Linked DNA regions of Homo sapiens: region 2 is linked to region 1. A link is an interaction called in ENCODE POLR2A ChIA-PET data of the cell type or tissue named here. Cell type or tissue: Panc1. All regions are shown on one strand. Each heading gives the region's core, and the rest is flanking DNA. Links, peaks and the distances in the headings are about the cores only. Region 1 overlaps ATG7 (autophagy related 7). Region 2 overlaps PPARG (peroxisome proliferator activated receptor gamma).

Region 1 (2,916 bases), core at 137-2,636:
CACTTTTCAAAGGCCTGCAGCCACTCTGTGACTACAAGAGCCAGTCCTCCGACCTTTTCACCCAGTGCCAATTTCCAAAATTCAACAGCTAAAAACTGTAAAACCGGGGGTCATACGGTGTGCAGAGTCCACAAAGCCTTGCAGGTGAGGTGACCACGCCCACGTCACCTGGTCAGGTGCCATCGTCGTGAGCCTCTGGTGGGCCAGGTGGGACACAGCACACCCCAGGGGGAGGGGATAGAAACGCTCATTGACCAAAAAGGAGCAGCTGTGACCTCCACAGCTGTGTCTGTCATGCTTGCTTCATCTAATTTCTAGTTAGTAGCTATTAATATAGCAAATAATAAATGCAGTAATAACAGTATAAAGTCAGAGGAATGTATACTGCCTTGGCCCCAGCGTACGAGGAAGCGTATAAAACACCATATCACAGATTGTCTGTCAGTAATCTGCTGTTCAGCCAAGAGAGTTCAAAGGGAGCAGTTTCTGCATGTAGGGAAGTTGGAAGACACAAACCCCACCTCCCCTGGGAGCTTGTAACAAAGCAGACAGGGATGCAAAAATAAATGATGTCAGCCTGCAGCCAAACTCCAGCATCCCACACCGCAGCTGACCCACTGCTCATCGCGAGGGCCTGCCAGGAGCTGGCCTCCCGCACTACTTGTGAGTAAAGTGAATATCAAATACCAATCTTAGAGTACAACTGTACCAGCAGTAAGTATATCTAGGACTGTAACTGACAAAAATAAACTAATTCTGAAAAGAAGATAGTAAGTATTAAGGTTTTTGTTTACTGTCTATATAATTAATAGAAACCAGCTATTTTTTCTCCATTAAAACATGCATCACGTTTAAAGCACTATGGAATCCTCCAACCTCAGCTCTAGTCTAACAAACTGCAGTGTTCAGAGAAGATAAAATGCCCGTGATTGGTAGAGTCTGCAGTCCAGTTGCAAGCACCTGAAATCTAGAGAGAGAAAGACCTATAACCTGTATGAGACTTCCCCTTCCAAAGCTGTATTGTCTACATTAAAAAAAACAAAAACAGTAACAACAACAAACACACAAATGGTCAGAAATGTCATCCTTAAACCCTTTGTTTTTCAGCAGTTTGCCCTCAGAGTTCTGGCATAACACATAAAGTTGTCAGGCAACTTTAGTCCTCCTCCAATAGTGCAAATCAGACACGACAGTTCTCTTCAAGTATACACACGCACACACATGGACCGAACCAAACACGCCGTGGAAGCTGAGCCACACACACCCCGGTCTCAAGAAGCAAAGGAAAAAGCACAAAGCGTCTGAGTCACCAATTCATCATGGCTTGTGACTGAGAAAGCGCTGTGGAGTCCTGGCCCCGTCGGGGCAGCAGACCTGCATCAGAGGTTTCTTTGGTAACTGAGGCAGGAAGTAAGGATGCTACATTAGACAGATGTTCCACGCGTAGTTCCTGCTATCATGTTTGAGGGCCCCCTTGTACGGATACCAAGCAAGTACAAAAACAGAACACAAATCCCAACAACATGGTTTTTGCAAATAAACCATCCCTTCCCTTCCCCCCACCCCACCCCCATGATTTTTTTTTTTTTAAGTACTGACTGTTCAAAGCTCAGGCAAACCATGCAGATCCACGTGTTGTTGGAGGAGGCGCTCCCTTCAGGAGACCACAGAGGGGGAGTGACTGTGGCTGACCATGTGGGCAGAGGGGCTGGCGGGCTGGCCCCTGCGAGAGGCGGACTCAGGGCTGCTGGATGCTCCGTCCTTGGCCGCTTTGATCTGGAGCCACGTGTCACCCAGAGCTTTGGCAAAGTGGTCGTCCACGGAGCCCGTGATGGACACGGAGTTGGGTGCCGGCTCGGGCTCCTTGTAATTCTTGCCCAGGCTCCTGCGGAAATGCTCCTCCACCACGGGGTCACAGGTGGTGGCAGCTGCAGGCAAGCAGGAAGGCAGGCAGTCAGACACAGGTGGCTGCAGACAGACAGGCACGGTTGCAGCACCCTCCCTCAGGCAGCCCAGAGCCGGACTGGCTGCCACGGTCAGCGTGGGCTCTGCAGACAGAACCCACCTCCCCCGGCTAAGTCAGGCACTTGGGCAGGTCACTTTTCTGTAAAATGGTGATGTACCAACTGCACTGGGCCAGAGTCCGAGTTCAGAAAGAGAATGTGGCATTAAATTTAAATAACAGTAGCCGCTGCCCTCCCTGCAACTAGGGCATGAGACCCTGGAACTGAGCGAGGCGGTGTGTTTCTCATGCCCTTCCCACCCAAGTCATGCGCAACGCTAGGCGCACACTGGACGTGCTCAAGAAATACTTTTTCAACCTCAGCAATAGATGGGCTCAGGGGCGAGAGGTTTCAGCCAACAGCATGACAGAGAAGGGCTCTGCTGCCACTAGCACAGCTGTGACAGGTGAGGAGGCCCGGGACACTCACCGCTCGGTGGCCTCCGGTAGCTGGCAGGCCCGGGCGCGGCACAGCCGCTGTGCGCGATGGGGCAGTGCGAGAGGTTGCAGTTGCGGGCGCCAGCCGAGGCACAGGTGATCACGGAGGGCCGGTTCTGCGGGGAGGAGGGGTGTCAGTATGTGGAGACCAGCTTCAGTACCGGGCACCACCCCTGGGGCCCTCCCCAGCACCCTTCAGGCTCTGTCCTGGTGCCCTTCCTGACCCAGTCTGCCACCTCCCACTTCAATACTGGAGTCCTGTTGCTAAACACAGCCAATCCACAGAGTGAGCGCAGCTCCAAGGGTGTGTGTAGTGGCCCTTGGTCGTGGCTGTTTGGATCAGTGAGGGTACAAAGGACAAAAGCTCAACTGTTGAGTTGGTCTGTCCCCATCTCTCAAATCTGTTAAGACAAACACCGGGCATCCTGTGGAGGACAGAGGGTTGCAGGAGGGACCTCGATTCTCCCGTTAACGTC
Region 2 (2,916 bases), core at 207-2,706, 770 kb after region 1:
TAAAAAAGCAGGTAGACTAGATGATTAGTTGTACACTTATTACTGCTAATTCTTGATTGTAGAACAAATTTTCCTATGAAAACCATGTTGTGTATTTTATATCTCTATTAGTTCGTTAAAAGTTTAGCAGTTTTAGATGTCGAACCAGTAAAAAACAAGTTGCCCATTCTATCATTTTTTTTTATTGTGGTAAAATATATTTAAGATAAAATTTACGATTTTAACCATCTTAAGTGTACATTGGTACAGTGGCATTGGTTACGTTCACAATGTTGTACAACTGTCATCCCTATCTATTTCCAAAGCTTTTTCATCACCCAAACAGCTCTATACCCACTAAACAACAACTCCACATCACCCACTCCCCAGCCCTGGTTATCTCTGTTCTACTTTCTGTCTCTATGAATTCGGATATTCCAGTTGTTTCATATAAGTGGACTCATATAATATTTGTCCTTTTTGTATGGCTTATTTCATTTAGCACAGTGTCTTCAAGGTGCATCCATGTTGTAGCATGTATCAGAATGCCATTCCTTTTTATGGCTGAGTAATATTCCCTTGCATGGATATATACCACATTGTGTTTCTCCATTCATCTACTGATGGATACTTGGGTTGTTTTTGCCTTTTGCTATTGCAGATAATGCTTCAGTAAACATTGGTGTTCAAGTATCTGTTTTAGTCCCCACTTTTAGTTCTTTTGGGTATATACCCAGGAGTGAAATGCTGGGTCACATGGTAATTCTGTTTTGCTTTTTAAGCAACTGCCAAACTGCTTTTCACAGCTGCTATACCATTCTGCATTCCCACTGCAATATATATGGGTTCTAATATCTCTACATTGCTACAACACCTTTTTTTAAAAAAAAAAAAAAAAAAAAAGCTGTCCTATTAGGTGTCAAGTGTTATCTCATTGTGGTTTTGATTTGCATTTTCCTAATGGCTGCTGATGTTAAGCATCTTTTCATGTGCTTATTGGTCATTTGTATGGGTTCTTTGGAGAAATGTGTATTCAAGACTTTTGTCCATTTTTAAATTGGGTTGTTTGCCTTTTGCCTTTCTATTCTTCTCTCACTTTTAAATTGATTTTCTCCCATATTTCTCCACAAAGTCAAAAAGATGATTTCATTTGAACACAGATAAATGCTGTCAGCCTTCCATTGCCATATACATTGAATTAAGGTCAAATGCTTTTTGTGCTGTTGCTAAAATCACTTGAGAATCTGTCTCTCTTCAACTGAAAGAATTGTTCTGGATGCGTTGATGCTGTGGAATTCCTTGTACTCTCTCCCAAATCTCATTTAACAAGCTCACATTTAGGGTGTGATTCACTGTGAAGTATTCCAGAAAATAAAATCCATTTTCTCAGAATGATGAGAAATTTTACACCTTGAAGAGACCATCTCTTTTCCAAACTGAGATCCACAGATTCTTGGAGATCCACAAATATATTCTTGGGCTCTGAGAGTTTTAGAATTTTAAAATAATCTGTTTTTATATCAATAATCTAAAAGGTCATTAGAAAGCCCACATTTCACAATACAAGGACATTTTCCTGGAATGAGACTGTTTTCTTACATTAGTAAGATGGAAGTGACTTGCCTAAGATAACACAGCAAGTTAAAACCAACACTAAAACTCATCTTTGGAAGCTTTTCTCAGTGTTCTTTGTTACTAGTGTGGAGATCTTGCAATGATTCTGTCTTCATTAAGTCTACAGGTAGTGGGGAAAGCAGAAAAAGAACAAGTATTAACTAAAATGATGAGTGCTGTAAGGGAGAGAAATGGCAGTATGAGTTGTGTAGAATGAGAGCAGTTGCATAGGATGAGTTAAGTTACTGTGAGAGTTTGAGGAGGTGGTTTTTATGCCGATAGTTGAAGAGTGAATTGGAGTTACCTTAAGGGGGTTGTGAGAAGAACCATGTTACAGATGGAGGAAATGAGATGTGAAGGCTGTGATGTGGGAAACAGCTTAGTTTACTCCCTGATTTAAATGGAGAAAAGGAATCCAGTGAGGCTTCAGAGAGAAGCAAGAACTAGGTTATTCAGGGTTTAAGACAATCAAAAGTCAAAATAGAGTTTAAACAGGGGAGTGACATAACCTGATTTGCATCATGCTGGCTGTAGTATGCAGAATTGATTGGAGAGGCAAGGATGGCAGACAGGACGCCAGGTGGGAAGCTATGGAAAGGTGCATATGGAAGAAGAGAGTGTCTTTGGATTCCAGTTGGTAAGTGGAAGAGACTGAAGCATGTGGCTGAATGTAAATGTTTAATAAGTAGAATTAAAAGGACATGGCGATTGGTTTGATGGGGATGTCTGGGCCTTCAATTATGACTCCCTGTTTTTGGCAATGATCAGCTGGGAGATTGGTGGCAGCATTTACTAAGACAGGGCTCATTGAAGGAGGACCAGTTTTAGGGAATAGAGGATGAATGGAGTTTTTAACCTGTTGAGTTTCAGTTGCCTGTGAGATATTTCAATGGAGTTACCAAATAGATATTTCTATGTAGTGTCAAGGTTCAGACTAGAGGACTGAGGCAGAGATATAAATTTGGTCTTAATATATCCATAGTGCTTGAAACTATATGTGTGGAGATAGTTATATACTAATGGTTGTCAAATTAAGCATTTTTTCCAATTCCTTTCCCAGAATCTAGTCATGTGAAATGATGAGGAACTGGAATGTACAGTGTATACATTGTTCTTGGCAAAACTAAATTTAAATTTCTGCTTAACCTAATCAACCAAAAAGCCCTTTTTATTTCTGCCTGTGTAAAATCTTTCTTCAACATATTAAGCCATTTTTCTGTCTTGGTAAATATGATAGGGTGAAATAAAATTTAAATTGAATTTAGATAGCCCTGAATTGATGATTCAAGAACTTTTAGAATCTTAGTTTTATTTTTGAGTAGC

The links. ChIA-PET counts read pairs that join two places held together with the same protein. Peaks named below come from ENCODE experiments on the same cell type or tissue, not always from the same donor. Only the 100,000 strongest peaks of a DNase experiment are listed, where the experiment ranks them.
Region 2: POLR2A ChIA-PET joins it to region 1 with 8 read pairs; 1 of 35 experiments calls an interaction of 5 or more read pairs at or near these places.

What each region holds. Positions count from the first base shown.
Region 1 is chr3:11,556,900-11,559,815 of GRCh38, forward strand. ATG7 (autophagy related 7) reads left to right here. Exons shown (of 21, transcript NM_001349232.2): 21 at 1-766. VGLL4 (vestigial like family member 4) reads right to left here. Exons shown (of 5, transcript NM_001128219.3): 4 at 2,433-2,556; 5 at 1-1,928. The coding sequence ends at 1,657. Among named protein-coding and RNA genes, the nearest start is that of VGLL4, 86 kb to the right of the region's middle. In Panc1, for the core only: no CTCF peak of the experiment used is centred there; a DNase peak (open chromatin) is centred at 1,282; H3K27ac peaks cover 2,500 bases.
Region 2 is chr3:12,329,442-12,332,357 of GRCh38, forward strand. The region is part of intron 2 of PPARG (peroxisome proliferator activated receptor gamma); the gene reads left to right. Among named protein-coding and RNA genes, the nearest start is that of PPARG, 42 kb to the left of the region's middle. In Panc1, for the core only: no CTCF peak of the experiment used is centred there; no DNase peak of the experiment used is centred there; H3K27ac peaks cover 838 bases.